Regions from separate parts of the Homo sapiens genome. Here regions 1 and 3 are each linked to region 2. Evidence: chromatin contacts called from ENCODE Hi-C or POLR2A ChIA-PET data. All regions are on one chromosome and are shown on one strand. The core of a region is the stretch at or near the end of the contact, and the rest is flanking DNA. Distances in the headings are between cores, read along the strand shown. Region 1 has its middle 160 kb from the start of PTBP2. Region 2 holds the start of PTBP2 (polypyrimidine tract binding protein 2). Region 3 overlaps LOC105378866 (a long non-coding RNA gene).

Region 1 (3,095 bases), core at 550-3,049, 160 kb after region 2:
GCTTTATTAAATAATGCTGTCTCTTCAATAATAATTTATGCTGCAGATTTATAATATTTTAGTATTTTAAGTTTTTATGAACTCTTATGTTGATACATTTGCTTTTAAGAAAGATTATTATCCATATTTACATATTATTTGATGGTAAGTCCTTCATTAAGAATACGGCATCCAGGCCGGGCATGGTGGCTCATGCCTGTAATCCCAGCACTTTGGGAGGCCAAGGTGGGTGGATCACGAGGTCAGGAGATTGAGATCAGCCTGACCAACATGGTGAAACCCTGTCTCTACTAAAAATACAAAAATTAGCCAGGCATGGTGGCACGCACCTGTAATCCCAGCTACTCGGGAGGCTGAGGCAGGAGAATCGCTTGAACCTGAGAGGCGGAGGTTGCAGTGAGTGGAGATCACACCAGTGCACTCCAGCCTGGGCGACAGAGTGAGACTCTGCTTCAAAAAAAAAAAAAATTAGTCAGACATGGTAGTGTCTACTTGGGAGGCTGAGGTGGGAGGATCCCTTGAGCCCTGGAGTTTGAGGTAATAGTGAGCTATGATCATGCCTCTGCACTCCAGCTTTGGTAACTGAGTGAAACCCCATCTCAGAAAAAAAAAAAAAAAAAAGAAAGATAAAGGAAAAAAAAAGAATACAGCATTCAAAATTCTAGGACGCTTGTTGACACCAACAACTAGTCTTCTAATATTTTAAACATCAACTGGGTGTCTAATAATTCAATTCAATTCTGTTACTATCTACCTAGAGCTAGCTCCAGATCCCACAAATTGAAGCAGCTCAGTCTTACAAGACCACCCTACTAGAGATGCCAGCTGCAAGTCTTGAACCACCTGCACTTCTTATTGACTGACTATAAATTGGCGGTTCCAATGACCTTCTCCTCATGTTTGATAATTATTAGAATGGGTCACAGAACCTAGAAAAAATACTTTATCCACATTTTCTGGCTTATTATAAAGGATATAACTCAAGAACAGCCAAATGAAAGTGAGGCAGAAGGCAAAATATGACAGGAGAAGTGGTACAGAGATTTCATGACCTTTCTGGGCACCTTAGTATGTTCACCAACCTGGAAGCTCTCCTAACCTTCTTGTTTAAGAGCTTTTATAGCACTCAATCTTCAGCCCCTCCTTTCCCTGGAGGTCAGGTGTAGGTCTGAAAATTCCTATTGTTATAGGATCCATAGGTTTGTATGACCCCTGCAGTAACAGACCAATTACACTGAGATAGCAGGCTTTGCAGCAGAGAAAGGATTTAATAATTGCATGGTGCTGAGTGAGGAGATGGGAGGAGACCCTGAAATCTGTCCCCCTGAGGAGTTCTGGGCCAGGACTTTTAAGAGGACCATGGTGGGTGAGGGGCTAGAAAATTGGAGTTGTTGATTAGTTAGGTAAGGGGGATGAAATCATCTGGATGTAGAAAATGCGTTTTTTCGTGAGTCAGCTTCTTGGGGAATTCTTCAGACCAGCGGGCATCAGTAGTTTCACTGGTATGCAGGATTGAAAAAATATTGCAAAGGCAAAACTTAAAGTTTCACAATGTTCAGGTTGTTATAATAGAGCAGTCAAGGGGAACTATGATCCTGTGACAGGGTCTACATGATTCTGATGAAACAGTCACCAAACAACCATGAGGAAGCAGGTCAGTGAGCCAGCTGGCCTAGTGATTAATGCTTAGTGTGCTGCAAGCTTGGTTTGTTTTCTTTCTCTCCCTCCCTTCTTCCCTGATTAATTCTGTAAAGTTTATAGGAGCAGTTTCACTTCTCTCTAATGGTTTGGTCTTTCTAGTGGCTAGCACCACCTTGATGCTACCTAGGATTCCCGCCCTAAGTCACCTCATTAGCATAAACTTAGGTGTGATTGAAAGAGACTCCTTATGAATAACAAAAGACTCTCTTACCACTTAGGAAATTCCATGAGTTTTAGGAACCTGGTGCCAGAAACAGAGACAAAGATCAATGAATGTATTCCTGATTTCACAACAATTATCAAGCTACTTTATAACTTAGTATCCAGAAATATTTTATCACCAGAAAAAGAAGGTTCAGTTCCCCACTTCCCTTTTATTTTGCATGAACATATTTTGAGAACTGATCCTTTTATAACTGAAGGAAAGAAATGGTAGCTATTATAAAGACTACAAAGGAGGAAAGGATGACTAAGGAAGGAAATAATTTTGGGAGACCACTCCATTTGACTAATTGAAAAGATACAGTCAGTTGAGGCAGCATGGCTTTAGAATTAGATAGATCTGCATTTGGAGCTCAGTTCTAGCCCTTTCTAGGTATGTAAACTTCATCAAGTTACATAATCTTTCTGGGCTTCAGTTTCTTCATCTATAAAATAGAGAAATAACAATAACAACTTTGCAGGGTATTTCTGAGGTCTATAGTTAAATTATTGGAGCACCAAAAGGATAGTCTTGATCTGAAGTTAAATTATTTGGAACATTTATTCACGGTTGTATGAAGAACAAAAAAAAGCGAAAGCAAATCGGCATGTGTCTTGAGTATAAACAATGAATCCCTAGGGAAAGCAAAATCTGCAATAGAGAGAAGAGAGAGAAAAGAGTTTCATTTATTAGGTAGCCAGACTAATCCTCCTGAAGAATGCAAGTGAAAACATGGGACTGTATATGTGTATTGCTGTTTGGGTCAAACGCTTAATCAGATTTCTAGAAACAAAAAAGCCTTAATTTGTTGTTGTTGCTGTTGAATATTATGGTGTAAATTCTCTCTCTATAGCTGATTTTAAGGTTCAAAGATGACATCACTGAATGCACATTTGGATAGAAATGTTAACAATTCAATCTCAGGATCCAGCATAAGCCAGCTCTAGCACGCCACTGTGTGTGTGTGTGTGTGTGTGTGTATCTTTTATATACATGTATATATATGAATAATATATGGACAATTCATATATGTATATAAAACACATAAAATCTTAAATGCATGAAATTGCTGACAAAATAGTAATAATTCATTAGAATAAAGTCTAAATAAAAGTTATTTAAACATTGATGCCACTTTTATCTTGAGGTCATTTGCTAAAGTTGATGACATTCAGCTTTGAACTGTGTTGCC
Region 2 (3,299 bases), core at 472-2,971:
GGCTCTAAAACTTTTTAGGATAGTCCATCATTCATAAATCTTCCAGCCACTCACACACAGATGGGGATAAAAAATACCACAGATGATCCGTGACTTACCTGTACTGTTACCAACCTGGTTTTCTAAAAGTAACTTTCAAATGTGAGACAACTTGTGGTATTTTTTAACAACACATTCAATAGCCAAAAAGAACAAAACCCAAAACACTATGCCATTTCTACAATGCCAGTATACTGAGATTAATAATTTAACGCTTAAACTCTTTAGTAGTCTCCACAGGAACCAGGAATCAGGAAACATGAATTCTAGTGCAAGTTTTGACATCAATTTCCGTGTTGATCTGGGGGGAATACTGAACTTCTCTGGATTTGTTTCATCTGGAAAATAATCTTTAGGTAACATCTAGGATGATTTGAATTCTGTGAGACTGTGTTAACTTTTATAAAATCTTGTTTTTAGTACCTTTTAAAACACACCAAACTCTAGGCGCTTAACCAAATTGTTGATTCTTCAAATACTCACTGATTTTAATAAATGTACTTGTTAAATGATACTATGTTTACACTCCCAAAAGAGCTGCATACTGCTGTATTTTTGACCTTAAGCGTGCCCCCTTTCTAACATTGAGTTAAATTACTGAGTCTTTTCAGGTGTGAAGCATATGAGCGAGACATCGGTCCCTACCATTTCACAGTCTTGCCTCTCACCTCACTCAGCATTCCGTCTTGACTCAGGTTCGCAAAGATGCAGCATGGTTCTGGGTTTTTATAGTCGTTTTTCCAGAAACTGACCAAAGTAGCTAAAGAGATAGCCCTTTGTTGACTATCTGCTCTTGTTTCTGCCATTGCTGTTGGCCTTTGCCCATGTGACTGATGTCGGCTTCAAACACTTCGTTTTTTAGATGATTTAATTTCTGGGCCCTTTTGCCAAGCCTTGAATGTTTTCAGTCCCCACAAAAAGGCATTTTTTCCTCCCTCCCGCCCCCACTACCAGACTCAAATGAAAACAAAGGAGTATGACATCTGCCCTCCCCCTTCCTCCCGCCGCCGCACGCCCTCCCCCCTTCCCCAGCGGCTCCCACTAGGCTTTCCCCGGAGCTCCCGCCACCGGCATCTCTCCCGACCACGGAGGGCCGGGCGAGGCCGGAGAGGTTGCTCATGGCTGGGGTCCACATGGGGTGCCTCTCTCCTCTTCCCCTAGAGGCTCCCCCAATCCAAAGGCCTGTCTCTGCCCATCCCACTCGCTCTCACAGGCACCGCTAACCCAAGGGTCGGGTCCCAAGGTACGGATCGAAATGGCTCCTAGAGGGGGCAGGGACAGACCGGGGAGACGTTATGGGGTTCCCACCCCATCCCCCGCCGCCAAGCCGGTGCCCGCTCCCACTCCGGGATCCTCACCCCCGCCATCGCCCCTATGCCTCCCCAGCCTCCAAGCCCGCTTTCTTCTCATTTTCTCGACCAAAGCCCGCCGGGGGAAGCAAAGGGAGGGGTGTGTGCGATGGGGCGGGGGTTGGGTAACGGCAGCCCAGCCCTGGGAGGGGCCGCGGGAGGGTTTCTCCCCGGCCCGGGACCGGGCCGAAGGACGGTCCAACTCCTCTCTCACACACACCTTCTCGCCGGCCCGATTACATACCCGTCCATTGCCGAACCGGACAAAGCTTCGCTCACAAGAACCGAGCCACGCAGCCAGCGAGCCACACAAGCGGCGAGAAAATGGCGGCTGGGGCCCGACGGAAATTGCCGAAGGTGCCGAGGCGCACGGGCCACCGCGCGGCAGCGGCGGCGGCGGAAAGAGCCGAGCGCGCCGGCGCCCGGCAGCGGGAGGCGAGCGGCAGGGCGCTGGGACTAGGGGGAGTGGGCGCCGCAGCCGACGCCTCCTCCGCGCCTTCGCGCGCCTTTCTCCCTCCGCCCTCCGCCTGCCGTCCTCTGGAACCTGGCGTTCTGCTGCAGACCGCGGCGACCTGGTTTCCCCTCCTTGTGGGGGCGTGGGTGGGACACCTCCCAACAGCTCTCCACACTCTCTCTGCCCTGACTGCAGGACGCCCCCAGGCAGCCTCCACTTTTCACTCCAAGCCAAGTACCAGCTTGGCTACCGTCAACCTATGCGGGCCAAGGAAAAAACATTGGATAGCTTTTCTCCTAAGCCATCTTTTATTTGCAGACCGGCTCCAGCCTCTAAAACAAAAATCTTTACCCCACTGAACGAGACCACTTGGTAACAACAGTACTTTCTCAAGCAAGTAGAACTCCTCAGACTGAAATACAGGCTTTTGCTTCAAGACCTGTAGTACCAAGCCAAGTGGAGGAAAATGTGATTCTCACTTCAGTTGGTGATTAGTGTGCGCCTGTAGAAAATATTCACAATACGCTAGGTGGAAATAGACACAAATGGAGCCATGTGTTAAAATGCTACAATAGTTGGAGTTTAACATTTGGAGGCATGAAAGGGAAAGTGGAGATGGGAGTGGGAACAACTGAGTCTTCAGATTGGTTAGAGAAAGTAGAAGCATTAAAATGGGCTATGCAAATTGACTCCCTTTGCTATATCTTACGGTCTCAATTTTTACTTGATACTATAGTGGACATTTTACTTCAACGTGTTTTTATCAGAGGCTCAACAAAATTGGGAAAGGCACCCGCTTGAAAATTTGCTCAGTGAGTAGCGACTTTGCCAGTACCCATCCTTCTCCTGCACCCTTCACCTCCACCCCCAACACACACAAGGACAAATGCACTTCTAATTCTGAAAAATGACAAATACTCCCTGTGTCCCTCCAGTTACTCTCAATACTCACTCTGGGTTTTTCTGTGTCTCCTTCAGGCAAAGCTCTTATCCTTTGCTAATTGGAATTTCATATACTAAATGATATTGTGTATAATTTTTAGAATTTTTTTTTTTGAGACCCAGTCTCGCTCTTGTTGCCCAGGCTGAAGTGCAATGGCGCAATCTCGGCTCACTGCAACCTCGGCCTCCCTGGTTCAAGCGATTCTCCTGCCTCAGCCTCCCGAGTAGCTGGGATTACAGGCACGCGCCACCACGCCCAGCTAACTTTGTATTTTTAGTAGAGACAGGGTTTCTCCATGTTGGTCAGGTTGGTCTCGAACTCCTGACCTCAGGTGATCTGCCCTCCTCAGCCTCCCAAAGTGTTGGGATTACAGGCGTGAGCCACCGTGCCCGGCCATAAATAATATTACTTTTAAATTGGATAGACCCTTAAAGAGCATCTTGTCCAAACACTTTGCTATAGAACTCTTCAAAGCACCCAAATTTTTACAAATTCTTGATTTGCCTATGGGATT
Region 3 (3,059 bases), core at 127-2,626, 200 kb after region 2:
GGAGAGAGGAGAAGGAGTTGGGCAGGCTGATATGTCCTTTACAAATCTTCATAGCATCCAGCATGGCATTGCACATAGACTGGATGCCAAATGATTTTATTTGATTTAAATTCTTTATTTTTGAGCGCTTGCCACAGATTCAGCTTTGCACTAGGAATTGGAAGAGATTCAAGGGAGTGTAAGAATTCATCTCTGTAATTAAGCATTCTACAAATTAGTTAAGGAGAAAAAGTGCATACATTGTTCTCTAATTGTTTTATACACAAGAGGATGTAATTAATAACTACATGCATGGTATAGGCAATAAGTACCATTGTAACCGCCCAATGGGTTCACCTTGCCCGCAGCCTAGACAGAGCCGATTTATCAAGACAGGGGAATTGCAATGGAGAAAGAGTAAATCAGGAAGAGCCAGCTGTGCGGGAGACCAGAGTTTTATTATTACTCAAATCATTCTCCCTGAGCCATTTGATGATAAGTGTTTTTAAAGATAATTTGGCAGGTAGGGGCTTGGGAAGTGGGGAGTGCTGATTGGTCAGGTTGGAGATGGAATCATGGGGGGCAGTGGGAGTCGAAGTGAGTTTTTTTTGTTTGTTTGTTTGTTTGTTTGTTTTTTGCTGTTTTCTGTTCTTGGGAGGGATGGCAGAACTGGTTGAGCCAGATTACCACTCTGGGTGGTGTCAGCTGATCCATCCAGTGCAGGGTCTTAAGCACTGATCTTAGGTTTCACAATACCGATATTATCCCCAGGAGCAATTTCGGGAGGTTCAAACTCTTGGAACCAGAGACTGCATGACCCCTAAACTGTGATTTCTAATGTTGTAGCTAAGTTGTTAGTCCTGCAAAGGCAGACTGGTCTCCAAGGAAGAAACGGGGTTTTTCAGGAAAGGGCTGGTTCCAATTTGTTTCAGAGTCAAACCATGAACTGAATTCCTTCCCAAAGTTAGTTTGGCCTATGCCCAGGAAAGAACAAGGACAGCTTAAACGTTAGAAGCAAGATGGAATCAGTTAGGTCTGATGTCTTTCACTGTCATAGTTTCCTCAGTTATAATTTTGCAAAGTGGTTTCACTATGAAACAACAGGAAAATGAGAGATTAAAATAAGGGTGAAATTAAAAAGTGGGAAAGGGAAACAGCATAGAAGAAAATAAGCTTGAGATGAATTATGGGACAGGCAGAATTGATGGGGTACGACTTGGTACGGGGGATGAATGTGGCAATAGAGGAGAATGGCTGCAGAGACTTCAGGTCCAATATAGCAGAGGGTGTGAGTTTAGCTGCAGTTTTGACTGAATTTTATAGGTCATGGGATCTAATTTCCTGAGTAGGAGCATGGCAAAGACATGTCAATAAGTTGCCAGCAAGGCAAATCACCCCTCTCCTCAACTTTCTTCCTCCCGATGGGCCTACATTTTGCGCAACAGATCTTGAGGGATGGGACAGGATGTTCTGATACAAAAATAAACTGTTAATTGCTTGAAAATAGAAAAAAGATCTTAGAAGATAAAGGCCTGGTTGTCTTTCCAGTGAAGGAAGTAGGAGGAAAGTCCCTTCTAATCCTTCAAGTCTTCTATAGCACAAATCAGAAATACAAATCACAAATTAATATCTCAACAGATTATCCTATCTAATTATCGGGGTTGCTAAAAAAGATAGATATACCTTAGAAAGAATAAGGATAAGGCCAGAGAAAACAGCTCAAAGATGTTGGTGAATAAATACAGGATTGAGAATACAGGATAAGTGGGAGTTGACAGGATTTATAGAAATCCCTATTTATAATAAATGTAAAGGCTTTAGCTTTTAAGATAAAGAAGGTATTCATTGAATTTGAATTCCCTCAGTCATCTAAGGAAAATAGGTCATATCTTGGTGCTGTTTCCTTTTTCTAATCTTCCATGGGGTCTTGCATATGCTGTTACCTCTGCCTAGAATGTTTCCCCACTCACACACCCTGTCTTTTGCCTGACCTTCTTATAGGCAACCTTCACCTTTCAGCTTAAACATGACTTCCTCAGAGAGGCCTTTCATAACTCTTTTGCATCCCTTTGTTATTCCCTTTCATATCACTGTACAACCTATCTTTCATAGCACTTATTGAAATGTGTATTTCACATTGTGTCTTTGTCTTCTGCTAGACTCTGAGTTCCATAGAGACAGGGAGCATTTTTATTTTGTTCACCACCGTATCTTTGGAGCAGGCACCGTTTCTAGAACAGAACATGCCCCCACTAAGTGTTATTAAATGTGTGCATATATGCAGCTGCTGCAGGTAAAGACAGGTGACAGCCTTGCGGGGGAGTCGGTGGAGTGTAATGGTGGGACATTGTCACAGCTTGTGAGTCAGTCAATGGACAATGGCCAAAAAATTTTCTGCCATTGTCAGAAAGCATGGATTTGTATTGGGTTGACTTCTTGCATTCTGGGATCACGGTTCAGGAAAGCCAACTGTGGGGCACATCCTAAGGTTGTTGGTTTCCTGACACAAATCCTAAGATCCACATTTCCTAGATTTGAATAGTTTTAATGTTTCTAATAATTCCTGTTCTTTTTCTATAACTGTTAATACTGTAACATATGACAGGATGAAAACTATTTGGAGTTAAACATTCAGATTAGAAAATTTCAAAATTACCAACCAATTAGTAAGTCAAAGAGGATTTTATTACCGTTTAGTGAGTCTTTATTCTTATTGTCTCTTCCACCAGAAAAGTAAAAGTTATCCTGAGTGGGGTTTCTTCTGTAGATCAAGTCAAGATATCAGGACTATTAACTTGCTTATTTGGAGCCATAGAATTTGTGTTCAGAAGGTTCCTCTTCACATTGTTGTCAGAGCTTCCTGTTTTCAGCACGTTACACACCACTCATCACTCACTCCCTGTGTCAGAACTTTTACACACCACTCATCACTCACTCCCTGTGTCAGAACTTTATCAGCATCCCGAGCTGTGGCTGCCTCTAGTGGATGGAGAGTTTTCCAGCTTACCTAAAAGAACATCAATCATTCTTCATTTTCAGTGTTCAAACTTGCTCATCAGTTAGTAACAACACTTTCTGCA

The links. Hi-C counts contacts between places; a loop is a spot of excess contacts on that map. ChIA-PET counts read pairs that join two places held with the same protein, here RNA polymerase II (POLR2A). Pooled maps may share reads with other maps.
Region 1: a map of mammary epithelial cell shows a loop between it and region 2 (2.1-fold over the local background). The contact joins the enhancer-like site here to the promoter of PTBP2 in region 2. A Hi-C loop is called at or near these places in 4 of 168 maps with a recorded cell type or tissue (IMR-90, MCF 10A, dorsolateral prefrontal cortex and 1 more) and 2 of 50 pooled maps. POLR2A ChIA-PET finds 5 or more read pairs at or near these places in 3 of 52 experiments (AG04450, GM12878 and WTC11).
Region 3: a map with no recorded cell type shows a loop between it and region 2 (3-fold over the local background). The contact joins the enhancer-like site here to the promoter of PTBP2 in region 2. A Hi-C loop is called at or near these places in 9 of 168 maps with a recorded cell type or tissue (IMR-90, Right ventricle myocardium inferior, ascending aorta and 4 more), 8 of 37 single-sample maps with no recorded cell type and 18 of 50 pooled maps. POLR2A ChIA-PET finds 5 or more read pairs at or near these places in 6 of 52 experiments (H1, HEK293, IMR-90 and 3 more).

The regions. Positions count from the first base shown.
Region 1 is chr1:96,558,860-96,561,954 of GRCh38, reverse strand. No RefSeq gene overlaps it. Among named protein-coding and RNA genes, the nearest start is that of PTBP2, 160 kb to the left of the region's middle. Within about 2 kb of position 1,799, at least 6 of the 41 ENCODE cell types and tissues checked have a DNase peak (open chromatin) inside an H3K27ac peak, as active enhancers do; they include mammary epithelial cell, where a contact is called at or near this core.
Region 2 is chr1:96,720,206-96,723,504 of GRCh38, reverse strand. It overlaps PTBP2 (polypyrimidine tract binding protein 2), which reads right to left and starts at 1,721. Exons shown (of 14, transcript NM_021190.4): 1 at 1,633-1,721. The coding sequence starts at 1,640. RefSeq lists silencers at 1,246-1,525, 1,756-1,955.
Region 3 is chr1:96,524,173-96,527,231 of GRCh38, reverse strand. LOC105378866 (a long non-coding RNA gene) reads right to left here. Exons shown (of 3, transcript XR_947618.2): 3 at 2,889-2,986. Among named protein-coding and RNA genes, the nearest start is that of LINC01787, 150 kb to the right of the region's middle. Within about 2 kb of position 1,376, at least 2 of the 41 ENCODE cell types and tissues checked have a DNase peak (open chromatin) inside an H3K27ac peak, as active enhancers do.